Linked DNA regions of Homo sapiens: region 1 is linked to region 2. Evidence: read pairs that join two places in POLR2A ChIA-PET (ENCODE). Cell type or tissue: MCF 10A. All regions are shown on one strand. Each heading gives the region's core, and the rest is flanking DNA. Links, peaks and the distances in the headings are about the cores only. Region 1 has its middle 19 kb from the start of TM4SF4. Region 2 holds the start of LOC105374151 (a long non-coding RNA gene).

What was found. Peaks named below come from ENCODE experiments on the same cell type or tissue, not always from the same donor. Only the 100,000 strongest peaks of a DNase experiment are listed, where the experiment ranks them.
Region 1: POLR2A ChIA-PET joins it to region 2 with 11 read pairs; 5 of 35 experiments call an interaction of 5 or more read pairs at or near these places.

Annotation. Positions count from the first base shown.
Region 1 is chr3:149,450,913-149,461,133 of GRCh38, reverse strand. No RefSeq gene overlaps it. Among named protein-coding and RNA genes, the nearest start is that of TM4SF4, 19 kb to the left of the region's middle. In MCF 10A, for the core only: no CTCF peak of the experiment used is centred there; no DNase peak of the experiment used is centred there.
Region 2 is chr3:149,395,438-149,405,658 of GRCh38, reverse strand. It overlaps LOC105374151 (a long non-coding RNA gene), which reads left to right and starts at 869. Exons shown (of 3, transcript XR_924574.3): 1 at 869-1,041; 2 at 4,218-4,394. In MCF 10A, for the core only: no CTCF peak of the experiment used is centred there; a DNase peak (open chromatin) is centred at 3,888.

The sequences.
Region 1 (10,221 bases), core at 1,573-9,572, 55 kb before region 2:
GTTAGCCAATTATTAATCCGTTTATAGCATTGATTACATATACTATCATACACAAAACTTTATTTATTTTGTAAAATGAAGTCCAGGATTTGGCATCATATACTAAACACTGACTTTTTTTTAACAGAAAATATTATCAGATATTTTGAATAGTCCAGGCAAAACTATAGTGTATTCAGTTGAGATCCTACATCACATCCTCACGTCATCTCATGAGTGTGTATGTGTATGACTATCTTTCAGTATTCACTGTGTGTTCCTATCATCATCTTACTCGATCCCGCCAATGAAGTGGGCAGGCCAGCCAGGTAGGGATTATTATAGCCAGTATTTTTTATGAATGAGGAAACTGAGGCCAGAGAGGTCTAGAGAGTAGCCAAAGTTCACACAACCAGCAAGTGGCAGAGACAGAATTAGAGTAAACATCCTCTGACTTCTGGGCTAGGACTCTAGCTGCTGCCATGCAGGGAAAAACAGAATGTCCATAGCAGAAAGCTTGGCAGCCACGTAACCCCAACTACCAGCTCTAACCATATATGGCCAAGTCTCCTGCTCACTCAGCCTCCTTCTTCACCACCCACTCAGGTAAAAGTGACCTGAAGAAATACATATAGGGGATTTAATTATTACATTATTATTAATAATAAGTGGTCATTTTGTTGACAGAATATTGTCTAATATCAGGATTGGAGATTTTGCATTTTCTTCTGTGTTGGTTAGTGATTGTTGTGTAACAAATCAGCCCAAAGCTCAAGAGCTGAAAGCAACATTGGCAAGGCCAGAAATGACCTTGCAGTCTCAGGCACACAGCTGTCCAAAAGCTGAGGCCCAAGCAGAAAAGCAGATTGTGGCCAACTGCTGCTAGAATGGAACTTGCTTTCTGCCTGTGGCTCACACATTCTCTCTTTGATTCCCCAGCTCATTCATAAGAATTTCTTCACTTTGAGCTGCCAAAAGGCCGCAGAGAACTATTTTTAAATGTGAAGAATACTCTGAGAAAAATCATGTTTTTACTTTTTACTGTTTCTTTACTATGAAGCTGGTTATCATGCCTCTTAAAATTACTCCTGTTTTCTAAAACTGTTGTCCATTTGCAATTACACCATTAAACGAAAACTCTTTCTCCTCACATTTCTATAGAGGAGCAAATGTGACATTGTGGTGCACCAAGTTAAAACACTTTTTCTTTCTTCATTTCTTCTGGTAAGGAAAAGCAGATGAAATGATATGTCTGGGGATTTGCGACACTAGTGTGGGTGGGTGCGGAGACACAGCAACAATTGGCCAAGGAAGCTGGTGATTGCTACGGTGAAGGAGATAGATGGATTCATAACACAGCTAAGACTATTTTACTCCCTAGAATCAGAGACTGACAGAGCTAGAAAGTTATCTAGCCCAAACTAGTTATATTGTAGATAAGATAATGGGGGCCTGGTGAGATAGTGCCCAAGGCTACGCAAATGTGGGTCTTGAACTCCAGCCCTTCCCACATCCACGCCAGTGTTGCACAGGGTCACTTTATACTGTATTCCTTAATCTTTCCTGACTCATATGTCATAATTTTACTGTCATCAAAAGTTTGAGAACTGTCTTTAAGCAACTATGTTGACTTGGATCTCAATAAGAATGCAGACAAAGAGAAGACTATTTCATTTATTTAGGTCATAATATAATTTTGTAAGCAAAAAGTACAAAATGCACAATAGATATGTGCTTTATATATAATGTAAGTGTTCAGTATATATATTTAAAATATAATTACTTGGAACTTTCTCAAATTAATTCTCCCTTTGTACACACACACACACACACACTTCAGGTTCTTGATTCTAAACTCAAACAGCATATATTTTTCTTTTTTCTGGCACTTATTACCTCCTACTTTGTATTTAATTTACAAATTATGATATGATATGTCATATCATATCATATCATATCATATCATATGTCAATTTTTATACTTTTAGTAGAAATGGGGTTTCCCCATGTTGGCCAGGCTGGTCTCAAACTCCTGACCTCAGGTAATCCACTCGCCTCGGACTCCCAAACTGCTGGGATTACAGGCGTGAGCCACCGCACCCAGCCTGGACCCACACTCTTTTAAAAAATTGTAGCAATATATATATTACATAAAATTTACCATTATAATCATTTTAAAGTATACAATTCAGTGGCATTAAGTGGCATCCTTGTGCAACTATCATCAGTACTCATCTCTAAAACTTTTTAATCTTTCCAAGCTGAAATTCTATACCCATTAAACACCAGCTCCCCATTCTAGCCTCCTCCCAGTCCCTAGTAACCACTATTTTACTTTCTCTGTCTGTGAATTTGACTATTCTAGGTACCTCATGTAAATAGAAGCATACAATATTTGTCCTTTTGTAATGGATTTATTTCACTTATCATAATGTTTCAAGGTTTATCCATGTTATAGCATGTGTCAGAATTTTATTCCTTTTAAAGAGACTCGTGCTTTTTTTTTCAGCAGCTAGAACAACTAAGCTTGCAAAAATGATTAGTTAAAATTGAATTGCTCTCCTCAGGTGATTTGGCAATGGGCAATCCAGGGTATTGGGTCCACAGTCTGTCACCGTGCTCACCCTAGCAGGGATGGGCAGTACCCTGATGCTACTCCACTCTCAACGAGTTGTCCTGTCTAGTCAGGTTTCCTCAGTGATATGGTTTGGCTTTGTGTCTCCATCCAAATCTCATCTCGAATTGTAATCCCCATGTGTGGAGGAAGGGAAGTGATTGGATCATGGGGGCAGTTTCCCCCGTGTTATTCTCATGACAGTGAACAAGTTTTCACAAGGTCTGACAGTTTTATAAGGGGATCTTCCGCCTTCATTTTCTCTTCTCTCTTTCCTGCTGCCTTGTGAAGAAGGTACTTGCTTCTCCTTTGCCTTCCACCATGATTGTAAGTTTTCTGAGGCTTCCCCAGTCATGTGGACCTGTGAGTCAATTAAACTTCTTTCCTTTAAAAATTACCCAGCCTCAGGTATGTCTTTATAGCAGTGTGAAAATGGACTAATACACCTGGCATGGCTCCCCTAGCCTCCAGAGTAATAATGCCCCTTCCTTATTAATCTCAATTACCAACACCCCCCTTCCTTTGTTAATTTACATTACCAACCCTACCACAATCCCACCTGCCCACACACCAGGCTGTCCATCCTGAAGTATTCAACTTGGTCCTGCTACTGTGTTCTTCTTTGATCTCTAACCTGTTATTGATAAATAAACTTCTTGGTCTCTTCTGCTCTTGATATTCAATACCAAGTTTAAGTCTACTTTTGATGGTGAGTTTAAAAACTTCATTCAGAATATCATTTACTCTGTCAGGGTAAATTTAGATCATAAAGAATAATGTTGACAGTAATAAGGGTAGAAATGGGGAGTCAGCAAAGAAAGACTTAGGTTTAATATACATTCCAAATATCATCCTTTCACGGTCATGTCTTTTTTCTTTTCCTTCTTTCTTTTTTTTTTTTTTTTTTTTTTTTTGAGACAAAGTCTCCCTCTGTCACCCAGGCTGGAGTGCAGTGGCGTGATCTTGGCTCAGCGGAGCCTCCACCTCCCAGGTTCAAGGGATTCTCCTGTCTCAGCCTCCTGAGTACCTGGAATTACAGGTGCACACCACCACGCCCGGCTTACTTTTGTATTTTTGGTAGAGATCAGGTTTCTCCATGTTGGCCAGGCTGCTCTTGAACTCCTGGGCTCAAGCCATCCACCCACCTCCGCCTCCCAAAGTGCTGGGATTACAAGAGTGAGCCACTGTCCCTGTCCCTTTCACAGTCATTTCTGACAGCTAAGCTTTTGGGAAGGGAGAAGAGAGGTCATTCTTCTTGACAAGTATTGGAATTCAGTTATTCTGTGCTAATAATTAAAGTCTGAATCTGGTTTAAAATCCAGTTATGAGAATCTTGGTGCATAATGAAGACACACGCCCAACATAGGTCATCTCTGCTTGGTGATGGCCAAGCCAGTAATAAGAGGCAAGGCTAAGATTTCTCTCTCCAAATAATTTGTTGTATTTTATATGATTCAACATAATTTGCCATCATTTAGCCAAGAAAGATTTTTAGGTGATTATTACAAAACACCCACCATGGTTTTAAAAAACAGCAGCAGCGTCAAAATTAATTCAATGAAATATCCACAAATATTTTGTTTTGTGAAAAGTAATGTCCTAGTGCCCAGTAAGTTTTTTCAAATGCAGATTGAGATCCAGTAGGGAGTCATGAGCTCAACTTAGAAGGTCAGTATTTAATTTTAAAAATGAAATAAAAATAGAAGGAAATAGAGAATACTGGAGTACATCACAATTAGTAAGAATAAATATTGTTTTGTTAAATTTTTAATCTGGTAAGGTATGAGTATGTGTGTGTGTGTGTGTGTGTGTGTGTGTGTGTGTTATATTTTGTGGTATAGTTTATACTGAGTATAATGTGCTTCTTACTGAGGGTTCCAGCAGAGGAGAGTAGTTTGAGAAATTTTCCTTGTTAACTGAATGAACAGATTGCAAAGCAGTCCAGCTTACTGCCCTCTACAAGTAAAATGTTGCCAGATATCTACTCAAAATGCATTTGATTATAGAGTGGGCAATAATAAATACGTAGCAAGAATATCTTACATTTTCAGATACTCTTTGTTTTTCTTCATTCAAACATGATTTTTTTTCTTCTCTAGAAAAGGATTTTAAAAAGCTTATAAACACTTGAATATAATATAACATAACATACACACTGTAAATAATGAGTGGTAAAAATAATCCAAACAGAAAAATAGGTTGAGAAGGTGGTATGGAACCAGGACTGAAGGTAGCAGTATTCAGTAAACTCACACACCCTGGAAAGTGGTAAAACAATGAAAAAGGATAGGAGTACCCTCTGACATTTAGGACTGACTTGACATTCACACCTAGACCTCAATGCTATTACAAGTTGGTCTGACACACACAGCCAGGCCATGTTATTTTCCTCTTGAATATAAACAATCTCACAGAATATCTATATCTAACGAGGTCACTCTTAGGCCATGATAAAGTGAGACAAAAATAAGGTCACTGTGCAACACAAAATAACAGATATTTTCTTCTCTTGCTGAATGAGTGACAGTGACTTCTTTACCAATGACAGCTTTAATGTCTCCCTAGGCTGTGTGTTCCCCACAGATAAGACCTATCGAGATTCCCAAAAGTAGGATTGCCTCCACTTACTGATAATACCCAATCTGGAGAGAACCCTGTTTTCTTAGACTCTCCCTAAAATTACTCAACCAAACCCCAAATTCTATACCGGGTTGTTTTTGACAACCCTTTTCTGAGATACTCCATGACACTTTCATGGAGTTTTCAAGGTATTTTCCCTTACTGCAGTTTGTGAAAAACCCAACTTGTTCAACTACAGGTGTCTCTGGCAGTCTTTGTCTGAGAGTATAGATAACAGCAAAGCTGATTGTCGGCACCATGTCTTGCATGGGACAACAAAAAATCTCATTAGAAGCGCCTTTCCATCCTTCAGAGAGTGTGTAGGTGTGTTCATATGTGGGGTATGTGTAGGAGGACAGCAGTCGTAAAGAGCTAGCTTCATGGAGCTTTATCACCTCAATATCTTTTGGACTGAAAATTATCAGTTGCTGAAACTTAAAGAGTACCCAGAGTATTTTCAGGTGTGGTAATGTTTTTAGTTGTGTTTTTAAAAAGTACTTATCTTTTAAAGATAGATACCAGAATAGTTATGGATAAAGCACTGTGATATCTAGCTAAGGCTTGCTTCGAAATCATTTAGGGCAGCAGGGAAGTGGATTAGGGTGTGGAAGAAATAAGACTGGTCATGAGCTAATAATAATTGAAACTGGGTGATGGTCCTATTAAAGTTTATCACTATATTTTCTTTAACGTTAAAAATTTCCATAGTAAAAAGTAAAAATAAAAAGATCTCTGAAGTCCAATTGCTCATTTGTGTTTCCAGTTTGGGGAACACCAAAGCTAAATGAGGCTATGTCTGAATATGCTGAGAAGCAGGGTGTTGGAATTTAGTAGCAGATTCCAGAGTTTTGTGTGGGTGTGGAGGTGAGGCAGGACAGGCTTTGGAAAGATGTTATTCAAGGGGAGCAGAGAGTTCAGGCAGATTTCAAGCCAAATGTATACTCCAACTGCAACATCCATCTGAAGGGTTTGGGCAATCAGGTATGAGGCAACAAGGAAGGAATCTGAGATGCAGGAACAGAGCAAGGAGGTCTGAAATAGTGAGTGGAGATTGAAAGCTAGATATACTCCTTCAGTAGAGCCTGGCATGCCTGAGATCATGTCTGCTGCTGTGGAGGGAATTCTTAAAGAGAACTACTTAGTTGGTATTGCTTGAGTCACAGAATCAAATAATTTTGCTTTTTAAAAATCGGATATCATGATTTTTCTAAGGTTCGACACTTAAAAATCAAACACCATGCTTGTGAAAATAAATTCCTAAAATTGCTTTCCATTTTAATGGGGCTGACTTTTTTATTTCATCATTAAATATTTCTGGAGAGAAGGAACAATTCATTCATTCAAAGAATATTATTGAGCATCTAGTATATGCAAGCCTCAGACCTATGTGCTGGAGATAAATAATATCTGACTATATAGAGCTTAGGCTCTGGTGAGGAAGATAGAGGGTAATCCAACAATCATACAAATATTAAATTACAAACTAAGGTAAGTGCCCTGAAGAAGTACAAGGAGCTATTAAAGCATGTACCTTATTCTTTTTAGAAGAATTACCTGAATAACTCATTGGAATCTATAATTACTGGAAACATAGAAGGAAATAGGGCAGTATCAGGAGATGGGAGCAAGAGCAGGCATTTGGTTTGAATGATCAGAATTCTTGGTTTTTACTCTAGAGACAGAGCAATGAGTTACACAGTGACAGGCTCACATGGAGGATAAAATTTGCTGGCTAAAAAAAAAAAGCCCAAGGTGACAAAATCATCTTAGTCGTGAGGAAAACATAATCCGATACAAAAATTTGCCCTTTTTTTGGGAATAGTTTTAATTGGTAGGAACTCAGAAGCCTGAGGCATGTGGTAGATGATGTCTATCTTGCACTTGGTTGAAGAACTTCCAACTAAAAAATAACACAAGTAAACATCTTGTGTTTCTACGCACATGAAACTCATATATCTTATCCATCAGTGGTAGCTTGTCTCCAAAGACATTCACCATTAATCCCTTCCCTTTGTGCACATACATGCCATTCCCCTATGGAGAGGTGGAAACTACCCCTCCTCCTTCTTGAATCTTGGCTGGTCTGTACTTGCCTTTCGCTATCAGAATATGGCATAAGAGACCTGGGCCATTTCTGGGCTAAGGTTCTAAGATTATTGGTAGTTTCTGCTTCCTGTTTCTTCCTTTTCTTAGAGCATTAAGTCACCATACAGTACATCTAGACTACTCTTCTGGAGAAAGACACCATGTGGAGGAGCATGGAGGCAATAAAATAGAGGGTGAAGAAGCTGTCTTGGAAGCCCAGCCCAGACAAGCCTCCAGATGACTCAACTGCTGACTGCCATTGCATGAGAACCAACCAGCCAGGTTTAGTAAATCTTCAGAACCATGAGAGTCAACAATACATTGTTGTTTTAAGACCCTACTGATATGGTTTGGATCTGTGTCCTCATCCAAATCTCATGTTCAATTGTAACCCCCAGTGTTGGAGGTAAGGTCTGGTAGGAGGTGATTGGATCATGGAGGCAGTTTCTCATGAATAGTTTAAAGCACCATGACCTCAGTGCTGTTGTCATGATAGCGAGTGAGTGAATTATTGTGAAATCTGATTGTTTAAAAGTGGTAGCACCTCTTCCCCCACTCTTGGTCCTGGCTGATAACCAATTGAAACCCTTTTCTTTATAAATTACCCAGTCTCAGGTATTTCTTTGTAGCAATGTGAGAACAGACTAATACAGAAAATTGGTACCAAGTAGTGGGGCATTGCTATACAGATATCTGAAAATGTAGAAGCAGCTTTGAAATTGGGTAATGGGCAAAGGTTGGAACAGTTTGGAGGGCTCAGAAGAAGACAGGAAGATGAGAGAAAGTTTGGAACTTCCTAGAAACTTGTTGAATGGTTGTGACCAAAATGCTGAGAGTGATATGGACAGTAAGTCCATGCTGAGGAGGTGTCAGATGGAGATGAGGAACTTATTGGGAACTGGAGCAAAGGTCACTTTTGTTATGCATTAGCAAAACACTTGGAGCCATTGTGCCCCTGCTCTAGTGATTTGTGGAACTTTGAACTTGAGAATGATAATTTAGGGTATCTGGCAGAATACATTTCTGAGTGGCAAAGTGTTCAAGACGTGACCTGTCTGCTTCTAACACCCAATGTTCATATGCATGAGCAAAGAAATGATGTAAAACTGGAACTTACATTTAAAGGGGAAGCAGAGCATAAAAGTTTGAAAAATTTGCAGCCCAGCCATGTGTTAGAAAAGAAAAGCCCGTTTTTCAGAGGAGAAACTCAAGTGGGCTGCAGAAATTCACATAAGTAAAAAGGAGATAAGTGCTAATATCCAAGACAATGGGAAAGGCCTCAATGGCATTTCAGAAACCTTTCCAGCAGTACTGCCCATCACAGGCCCAAAGGACTAGGAGACAAGAATGGTTTCATGGGCCAGGCCCAGGGTCTCACTGCACTGTGCAGCATCAGGGTCCTGGATACTCCAGCTCCATCCGTGGCTCAAAGGGGCCCAGGTAGAGCTTGGGCCACTGATTCAGAGGGTGCCATCAATAAGCATTGGCAGCTTCCACGTGGTGTTAAGACTGCAGGTGCACAGAGTGTAAGAGTTAAGGCTTGGGAGCCTCCACCTAAATTTCAGAGGACGTACTGAAAAGCCTGGATGTCCAGACAGAAGCCTACTGCAGAGGTGGAGCCCTTACAGAGAACCTCTACTAGGGCAGTGCAGAGGGGAAATGTGAGGTTGGACCCCCAACCCAGAGTCCCCATTGGGGCTCTGCCTATGCCTAGTGGAGCTGTGAGAAGGGGGCCACTGCCCTCCAGACCCCAGAATGGTAGATCCACTGGCAGCTTGTACCCTGAACCTGGAAAAGCCACACTCAGCACCAACCCATGAAAGCAGCCACAGGGGCTGACTCCTGCAAAGCCACAGGGGTGGAGATGCCCAAGGCCTTGGGAGCCCACCATTTGCATGAGAGTGCCCTGAATGTGGGACATGGTGTCAAAAGAGATTATTTTGGAGCTTTAAGGTTCAATGGCTGCCCGGATAGGTTTTGAACTTGCATGGGGCCCGTAGTCCCTTTCTTTTGGCCAGTTTCTCCTTTTTGGAATGGGAGTGTTTTACCCAATGCTGGTACCCCCATTGTATCTTTCTTTCTTTCTTTTTCTTTCTTTTTTTTTTTTTTTTGAGACAGGGTCACACTCTGTTGTCTAGGCTGGAGTGCAGTGGTGTGATCTCAGTTCACTGCAACATTTGCCTCCTGGGCTCAGCCAATCCTCCCACCTCAGCCTCCTGAGTAGCTGGGACCACAGGCACACACCACCATGCCCAGCTAATGTTTGTATTTTTTTGTAGAGATGGGGTTTCACCATGTTGACCAGGCTGACTTCAAACTCCTAGTATCAAGCAATATGCCTGCCTCAGCCTCCAAAAGTGCTGGGATTACAGGCATGAGCCACCATTCCAAGCTCCCCCATTGTATCTTGAAAGTAACTAACTTGTTTTTGATTTTGCAGGCTCATAGGTAGAAGGGGCTTGCCTTGTCTCAGATGAGACTTTGGACTTTGGACTTTTGAGTTAATGCTGAAATGAGTTAAGACTTTGTGGGACTGTTGGGAAGGCATTATTGTATTTTGCAATTCAAGAAGGACATGAGAATTGGGAGGGCTCAGGGGAAGAATAGTATGGTTTGGATCTGTATCTGCACCCAAATCTTATGTTGAATTGTAATCCCCAGTGTTGGAGGTGGAGCCTAGTGGGAGATGATTGGATCATGTGGGTGGTTTCTCATAAACAGTTTGGTACCACCCCCTCGGTGCTGTTCTTGTGACAGTGAGTGAGTTATCATGAGATCTAGTTGTTTAAAGGAGTATAGCACCTCCACCATCTCTCTTTCTTGGTTCTGCTCCTGCCATGTAAGAGATCTGTCCCCACTTTGTTTCCCACTATGAGTACAATCTCCCTGAGGCTTCCCCGGAAGCAGATGCTGCCATATTCCTC
Region 2 (10,221 bases), core at 629-8,628:
TACAGTCAGCCTCCCACCTTGGCCTCCCGAGAAGCTGGGACTACAGGCATGTACCACAACACCCAGCTAATTTTTTTATTATCTTTTTTCGTAGAGACAAGTTTACACTATGTTGCCCAGGCTCGGCTAATGCTCCTTTGAAGAGCTCCTTCCTTTCCTTTATCTGAGCTCCCACTCCTCTTTGAGTGTTCCCTTAACCTTCCAAATAAACTACTTGCACTCAAGTCCTAGTTTCAGGTCTCTTCTGGGAACCCAAGCTGAGACACAAACTTTATTTTATTAAATTTTTATAGTGCTCTGGGAGGTAGGTGTTTTAAAAAACTCCATCCTGCAGGTGAGGAAACAGAGTCAGCCAAGTAACCGAGTCAAGTTAGAGAATGGCAGCTAAGATTCTAACTCAGGTGGATGGGTGCTTTTCTTTTCTTCCTTTTTCTTTTCTTTTTTCTTTTTTGTTTATATCCCTTGCTTTGCTCTGGGGAATAACCAGCGTCTAACTTCAGAGAGTATAAACCTGCAGTAGCGCTAGCTGGAAAGCAAGGCCTGGTGCTGGCTGTTGGGGGAGCAACACACAAAGGTGTCATTCTTTGTAATGTCAGGCTCCTACTTTTACACGGTTTTCTGTTTTGTCTTTTCATCATAGCCTTCACAATTGTCATATCAAAGTCGTTTCCTAAAAACATTAAGCCTTATAAGATGCACCACATTTGTTTGTAAAATGTACAACTTTTGGAAACTCCATTCAGGGGGTAGACACCAGACCTCCCCCTGGCTCCTGTGCGCATGTTTAATCTCTCTTCAAATGCCCACACCATTTCCTGCAAAAATTGATTGGCTATGGTTCATCACCTCCTCTGGGTGATCTGCTATCTTCCTTCTCTTATGACTCAGGTTATTGACAGCTGGGAAAAGGCACACACCTCTGACTGATGGTGACCCAAAAAGAAATCATAGAGAAGCAAATTTGGCTCCACTGGTTTGATTTTTCCTTCCTTCCTCCTTACACATCCAAGGAGGTTTTGCTCTGGAAATCTCTTGCTATGGGTAAGTGAATGGGTTTGTGGGGTAGGTTCTCATGGAGACGCCTCACCAGGGCCTCTCCCGCTATTTCCTCAGAACCCCACCTAACAGCCACATTACCCTTAGCATTAACTCTTTCAGACACAGACAATAGATATTATAAAAGTATTTTATTAATTCTCTTCACTGTGGTAAGTTTTATGACTTTTATAATCTTTCTAAGAACAATCACAACATTGGATGCCTCTGAATATGGAGATAACAAGACTTGTTTCACAGCATTTCCTCACAATCAAAGTACACTGGAATCAATACTCTTGGGAAAAGTTCCCGAAACACTGGGAAATTAAAAAATTTCCTAAGTGCTAAATGATTCAAATAGTTCAGGATGATAAATTAATTTGGGGATAATTATTTACTATTATTAAATTATTTTAAATAATCTAAACATACATTGTATTTCCACTTAGGTCTTTGTTATCCAATATTATTTCACTATGTCTCAAAATACTATATTTATATATATGCTGGCAATCCTATATATGCATATATGTATTTGTGTGTGTACATACATATACATACATATATACATATATATAAAATCATTTCTCAGCATTTTGGCTGAAATCAAGTGTAGTATATGTTACCAGTTTTATAAATATACATCTATAATCTTAGAGGAACTCCTGTACCTGTGACAGATCAAAGAATTACAGACATGACTGTATGCTACCCTACATAGAAATTGCCAGTTTTGTAGGTAGCCCAAGAGAGTAATATTAGCTCAGATGTAGGAAATGGTGTTTTGTGTACTATACTAGAGATAGATCTTCAACATGTTCTTAAATTTTAACTTTCATGGAAAAATCAAAGGAAAAAGACAAAATTATTATTACATTGAAAAAAATCAAAGGGAGAACAGCCATCAGGTAAGCCATTCAGTCTCCAGAGGACTTGCACTTGTCAGTGGAGCCTCAGCGTGAGTCCACTTAGGAACAAAGTATTTCTCAACAGTTTGTTTGCATCTTCAAAATATCCAGTAGTTATTTTCATGTTACCCAGGAGAAAGACTCTGATGGAAGTGGCTTACGCTGACTAAATTCACAAGAGCCTTATTGAAAAATCAAACCTCCAATTAACTAATTTGGAATGGAAAAAAAAAAAGAGTGCTATTAAAGAGTCTGAAATATCCATATTGTCAGGTCAGAAGTTTCTCTCACTTGTGGAAAAGTCTGCCTAGGAAGTCAATTTACTTTTGAAAAGTTCCTTGTTAAAAACCGAGTGAGCCTAAAGGGAGCTGGATCAGAATAATGGGAGAAATGGCATTATAAAGCATTAACTGAAGTTGAAATGATTTAGGTAACATGTCTATGTCTTTTTCAGAGGCTCAGACTATATATTTTCGGTGGAATTTTAAAATTTTGTTTTTAAATTCATTCTGGTAATAATGCTCAAGTCCCCATAGAAAAACTCACCTCTAACCAAACACTGCATGTTCTCACTCATAAGTGGGAGTTGAACAATGAGAACACATGGACACAGAGAGAAGAACATCACACACTAGGGCGTGTTGGGCGGTGGGGGGTGGAGGGTGGGGGGTGAAGGGAGGGAACTTACAGGACGGATCAATAGGTGCAGCAAACCACCATGGCACACGTATACCTAGGTAACAAACCTGCACATTCTACACATGTATCCCTTTTGTTTTGTTTTAGGAAAAAAAGAAAAACGCACCTCTAAATTGTATTCTAAAGGCATTTGTAACTCATGCATTTGCTAGAGTCGGGTGTTTTGCTCTGAATTTTGGTGTGGCTTAATTCTAATTTCTTTTATAGCAAAGTCCTATCAGTACAATTAAGAAAGGTTTCCTTGATAATATTTTTCTATAGGCTTTCACTTTTTTCTTATCTACTTCCCCTGCCAGTGACCTTTGCCTTTATGTCATCTTGATCATTATGCCACAGACTGAAAACTTTGGAAAGTGCGGAGATATTGCACTCTAATGTAATTGTAATGCGTTAGTTCCATTTTGCCAACACATAGTACTTCAACACTTCACTGGCAAACAAGCTGGTGATGAAAAGGCAGGCTTTCTGCCTTGTGAATACTTCACCAATTTTCTTGATTAGAAGAATTTAAAGAGGGTTACTAAACAAACTGAACTTCCTACATTTTCTATGGACAGAACTTGAGAGTTTAATGTCAGTTGAATTTATTAGCACTATTATATTTATCAAGAATTAGGTAGCATGTTCTTTCTTTCTATCTTCGTATGTTTAGCATCTATTACAATGTCTGGTAGAGAGTAAGTGTCTGGAGACAATTCTCCTTGGATTTCTCACATTTCTACATGTCTCATGAGTAAAGGGATTGACTGACTTTGTTCTGGACTATTTTTCAAGGGTGTTTGTGTAGCAAACCACCTTGGAAGAGTGAAAAAGTGTCTCAAGAGTAATGAGTAGGCATGCTTCCTGTTCGGTGTAAAAGGCCTGATTTCCCTAAGCTCAGAGTTCCTCTCAAATGCTGAAACTGGCTACTGCTACTGCTGTAACAAAGTCACTTGTCTCTGACCCAAGAATCTCATGACTTCTACCAGTTCCTTTGAAACTGGCAAGCTAACAAATAGCTTCAAAATAGGATAAAATAAGCTAAAATCTCAGATCCTTCAAATTCTTAAGAGTAAGTGCTCGAAAAAGGGGGGAGGTTGTTGAATTAATTAATTTAAAAAATATAGGTGGCTTAACATTCTGTTGAATAGTCCACAGTTATCCAAAGAAGGAGCGCAAGAACTTCTATTGGCAAGGAGCTATTTCACAATATATTTTCATTAAAGTACCAGTGTGTGTTAGTCAGCCTATGTTTATTTTAGATATCGTTGTTGACTTTAAAATGTTGGCAGCAGTATGTTTGGACTCAGCTAAACATTGAGTTGCATGATGAGAACTGATTATTTATTTAAGCATTACCTAGTCAGGTAGGAACTGCAGACTTTGGATAGTTTCTACTTGCTTCTACATCAGTGTCCCTAATGGATGAGGCTATAGTTTTGGTATACAGAGCTGAAATTTTATTCTTTCTTTCTAAAAATAACAGCTGATTCTCTTTAGAGTGACATTTTCATTTGGAACACAAAAACATTGACTTTGGTGTTTATTTTTCCATGTACTTTAGAGGTGCATTTGTTTTTCTCTCCATTTTAGAATGCCTAACAAACCTGAACCAGGAAACCCTTTACCAACAGGAAGTGACCCAGTCTTTCTGCATGGCAGGTGGCCACGCTGCCACCTGCTCCCTTCCTGTTAGTCATGACTCCAAGGGTCTTGACAGAGGGTAGTGACAGGCAACTGGAGATCTGGAAAGAAAATCTCTCTTCAAAGGTAAACAAGTGATTTCAAGTCAATCACCTTTCATAATTATCTTAGAAACTGTATGATATATTAGGAGAGAAAAGGTACTAGGATTGGAAACATAGGTTTACTTCCAGTCTTGCTACTTTTTCTGGATTCTGGGCAAGTCATCTGAACTCTCTTAGTTTTTCCAGTTGTAAAATAATAATAATAACGATGAAGTAATAAAACACCTTCTCTACCTATATCAAACATTGTTTTGAGCATCAAACAAAATAGCTCAATTCTGGTCAGTAAATGTAACAACCATATAGCCTTTTCTCAACATTTTGGTTATACATTTAGAAGGGCTTTGAAGACCACAGAAGTTTATATAAATAGAAGTATTGTTAGTATTATTAGTAAGGAGTATACCCAGCACATTGCTTTTAACTTCTTGCATCACTCTTTTGCACTGAACAAAATGTCATTCTAAGGATTAAGCAAATATGCCCTTGAGTGCTATGTATACATGATTGAATTTTTATTTTTTACTTTTCTTTTTATTTTTAGTTGACATGTAATAATTGTATATATTATGGGATACAGTCATATTTCAATACCCATGTATACAATGGATAATGATCATATGAGAGTAATCAGCACATCCATCATCTCAAATATGTATCATTTCTTTGTATTGTGAACATTCAAAATCCTCTCTTTTAGCTTTTTAAAAATATGCAATAAATTATCTTTAACCATATTCCCCTTGCAGTGCTGTAGAGCACCAGAATTCCTTCCTTCTATCTAGCTGTAATTTTGTATCTGTTAACCAACCTCTCCCCAACCTCCCCAGCCCCCTACCGTTCCCAGCCTGTAATAGTCAAAATTCTACTCTCTACTTCTATTAGCACAGAATTTTTTTAGCCCCCACACATGAGTAAGAACATGCAGTACTTATCTTTCTGTGCCTGGGTTATTTTGCTTAACATAATGTCTTCCTGGCTCATCCATATTGCCATGAATGACAGAATTTTATTCTTTTTTATGGCCAAGTAGTATTCCATTGTGTATCTCACATTTTCTTTCTATTCTTCTGTTGATGGACATTTTGGTTGATTCCATACATTGGCTATTGGGAATAGTACTGCTATAAACATGGGAATGCAGATATCCCTTTGATATACTGACTTCTTTCCTTTGGATAACTACCTAATAGAATTAGGTAGATCCAGTAGAATTGCTGGATCATATGGTAGTTCTATTTTTAGTTTTTTGAGAAACCTCCACACTATTTTCCACAATGGGTTTACTAATTCACACTCCCACCAACAGTGTATAAGGGTTCCCCCTTTTCTGCATCCTTGTCAGCATTTGTTATTTTTTGTTGTTTTCACAATAGCCGTTCTAACAGGGGTGAGGTGATATTTCATTGTGGTTTTGATTTGCATCTCTCTGATGATTAATGATGTTGAGAATTTTTTCATATATATATTTGTGGTCATTTGTCTGTCTTTGGAGATATTAATATGTCTATTTGGATCATTTGCCCATGTAATTCCAATTGGTTGGCACCTGCAAAGCCATTTCTAAGATCCTCTCATGACTGTGGGTGGATGGAAGGATGAACACTTGGGTGGCTAAAGCAAACGTGGACTTTTGTTGTTCTTGTGAGGGCTGGTGGGGCAGAATGCTTTTATACAGCCATGAAGTAGCAGGGAAAAAAGCTCTGAGATCCTCCAGTGTGTAGGGAATATTCTCTGCTTTTCTCATGCTCTGTACCAATCAAACCTGGGCTCTTGTTCCTTAATGTACTGTCATTAGCTTTGCCTTTCTCTTATCCCATAGTCCTGTACTATAGTGAGAAAAAGACATAGAAAAGACTGCACAGCTCTTCGTAGCTTACAAATCATTTTCATAATTGTCATCATGTTTAAACATCACTATGACACTGCTACGTAGGCATAATTGCACCTGTTTTATGGTGAATAAACTGACAATCAAGGTTAAGGGACATACCAAGGTCACGCAGGAGATGAAGCTGGGGCTTAAGAGGCCTCTGTCAAGCTCATGGTTGTTTCATTCTTCTGGGCTGCCTCTGGGTTAAAACTTTTTAAAAAGTAAATTCTGAAATAGTTAGAATGGATTATGGTAGGAGAGAGTGCAGAATGAGTTTGCAGTGAAGCATCTTAGAGGGACAACACAATAGTAAACCTCCTCTTCCTTCTCATATCTTATAATCAAGGATTAAGAAGCTCCTTGCCTTCTTGTTAAGAAATTGATCGCATTAGGGTCATCTCTATATTAATGGCAGAAATTGAGTCAATATGTTGATCTTGGGCCCCTGAAAACAAGGGTTCTTTGGGTCCAGGGATAGAATTCAGGCAGTCCATGGGCCTGGATGAAGAAAAAAATTCCTGTTTTTGATTTCTTGAACTTCTAGCATTTCTCTCAGTTATGAATTTAGACTCCAAACCATGGCAATTATTAGCTCTTCCTATAAGTATGTCACCAATATAAATACAATATATTTTCCTATCACATAATTTTAAATATAGTAATGCACTGCATAAAAATTCCAGTTAACTACAGACTGCTTATGCAACAGTGGTCCCATAAGATTATATATGTTTACTGTACATTTTCTATGTCTGGATACACAAATGCCTTCTGTTGTGTGACAATTTCTTACAGTATTCAGTACAGTAACTTGCTGCAGCCTAGGAACAATAGTCTAAACTATACATCCAGTTGTGTAGTAGGCTATATCATCATAGGTTTGTGTAAGTACACTTTGTGGATATTTGCACAGTGACAAAATTGCCTAATGACACATTTCTCAGGATGTACCCTGATGTACTCAGGATGGTGCTTCACCATCAAGCAATGCACAACTGTACCTTGAAACTATCCTTTGCACTCATCACAACTTCAAAATACGGTAGCTGGATCTTATTATTTAATATGTTAAGAAACACACATATGTTATTTTATAATGAAGTTTTAAGAGTCATTTTGATAATTGTATTTCCATATAATTATTTTTCTATTTCAATTGTCTATTTCAAATAGAATCTTATGTATTCTATTTTATGCCTTTAAAAACATTACTCTGAGAGGGGTACAGGTGTCACTCTGCTACCACATGGGTCCACAGTGCAAATAAAAGTTTTAAAAACTTGCTCTAAAAAGACATTCACTGAAAATCTTAAATTATTCCCTAGGAACAAAATTTTCAAAACTTTTTTTTTTTTAAGGAAGAGAGATGTTAGGGCAACAATTCCTTAATTTCATCATCTCTTCCATTTATTTACTTGATTGAATGAATTCTTGACAGATAGCACATGTGCAATAAACATTCATAGAAATGATGTCCCTTTTTATTCTTGGCAAAATTAGCGTTGTGCTGAAAACAAAATGAGTTTGGTTCATGGGACATTTCCTGAAAGGAATGACAGTTTAAGACAGAATAAAGTGGAAAGGGAAGGAATATCTATGTGGAGGAATTAGCCAACGATAAGATCTTACCTTGAAGAAGACCTTCTGCATTGAGTCTGAAAACAACATTTGTGTTTATGTGAAAATCCATGCCCTGACCTAACTCTCTGTGTCCTGTCAGCCTAGGTAATCAAATTATGCATGAAATAATTTCATAATTTTATTTTCAACTGACAAGCACTACATTATACATTCAATCTGTTCACATGAGATAATATATTTCTTGCAGTAACATCTGTTAATATATGCTTGTTCTCAAAAAACGATTATATTACAAATCTTAATCTAGGTACAGAAATGAAAGGGTCCAGGCATTTGATTAATATATATTGATTAATCCTATATAGCAGGAGAAGCTCAGGAATTGTCTGATAAAACTCTCCCAACAGTCTAGTTGAGTCTTTCATTTTGCTGCTAGAAATCATTTTGCTTGGTTTGCTGCTGCTTCTTACATGGATCCACACTGGGCAGACTCTTGAGAGGTGGAAAAATAAGTTAGATGACTATTAAGGGCAGTTTGCAGAGCATGTTTAGAAACCGCACAAGAATGGGGAGAAAGAGTGTTTGGTTGCTCCCCCTGGAGCTTATATTTTTACAATGCTAAACTCTGAGGTTCAGGAAGCAGACCATATTTTTCATGTCCCCATGAATTTTCCTGACTAATCTATCTCCCTAGAATGCTCTTCTTGTCCCTATTTACTCTCTGCAACTTAAGATCTGCTAATACTAAGTCATCAGTTTCTTGTAAAATTTTCACCTGACCCCTACTCTTGTTCCAGATTGGGTTACCTACTCCTCTGTACTGCTAAAATCCCCTGTCCTCCTTCCATGGGCAGGCACTGCTCTCATGTCCTCCCACCATACCCTTCTACCCTCGACTCAACATCAAACTCTAGACCGTGACCATTTTGAGACCGAAATTATGCCCTTGAGTTACAGGCAAATATTAGGTTCTTTAGATTTTCTGCAGAATTAATTGAATGAAAAATGAACGAGGCCAACAAGTAAAAGGAGACAAATGAGACAGGCAACATGAAGACTGAAGGGTATGTAAAGAAGGGTAGGGAGGTTAGCCAGCCCCAGCCGATCTTACTTCTAAGATGTTGACAGAAGTGTGTGCGTGCATGTGTGTTTGCATGGGAGCAGTAGTAGCCCAGGGAAGGTGAACTTTAAACTTGACTGCATAGAAATACTTCCAATATAGCAGGTACGAATGTCACTGTGCCACTTTCTGGTGTGTAAATGTGACAGAAAAATTAGTTCTGTACTTTCACTCATGTGACGGTAGAAAATTCAATCTCAGTAATATTTGGCGGCTTTGGTGTTCATCCAAAAATCTCCTAGTGTTTGGAGTGACAGAAGCTTGCAGGTTCCTTGTCAGAGTCTTCGGTGGCTCACCAGTGTTTGAAAGCATTGGACAGGCCATATGTTCCAGCCAGACCAGAGATGCACCTCAGGGTGGTCCACTCCTTGACCACACACAGGTTCACAGAGACCTTCAGGATCTCAATGTCTCCTGTGAGCTTGGCGTTAAGTGTTGAGCTTCTAAAGCACATCCCAAAATAATTCCTGGCTAGCACACGTGTATGAAGAAGCCAAGGCCCTTCCAGAAACCTGCCTGATTCCTGTGCACACTCCCCACTCCTAGCCTGAGGAAAATCAAATGTTTCCTTAAATTGGGTAGCTTCTGTGTCTTCAACTCCGAAGACTTAACCTCCATGCCCCTCCTTTGTGAACGCAATCTGGGAAAACTTTTGTACTAGGTGTCATGGATGAGAAAAGAAGCTGGAAATACCAGTTATTCCTTTCTTAATAACTGACCTTGTTATTCAGCTCTTCAGAAGCCACAGGAAATTTTATCCCTCTCCTCTCTAAATCCCACCCCCACCACATCCACTGGCTGCCCTGTTCTGTTCTGCAGCATGGAGATACCCAAAGCCCAGTCTTGGCAGTTGTCCCAGTTTTCTTCATCCTGTTCATGACTCCAAAGAAAACACATCTCTCACTCAACAACAAACTGGCAGTTTCTGTTGAGAACTCAGATATTTTCCCAGAGTCCGCCGTAAAAATAATAAGGTTATATTTTAATTTTAAATTATTTGTTCATGCAGATTCTTTTGGAAAGACCTTGCTATAGTTTTGTTGATCATACAAAGAACCTTTTAAACAAAATATTTTCCAAAAATATAGCAGGCTTCCTTCTGCTGACACAAATCTCAAGAAGAGTCAGCATTTGTTATAAGGCTCTAAACAAATATTTATAAACCCTGCTTAAATTTGTTTTGAAACTTGCATAATTTTGGCAATCATTACTCATGCTAGTATCATCACTCAGGGCTTGGCATTAACGTTTTCTTCAAAATATTTTACTTTTATA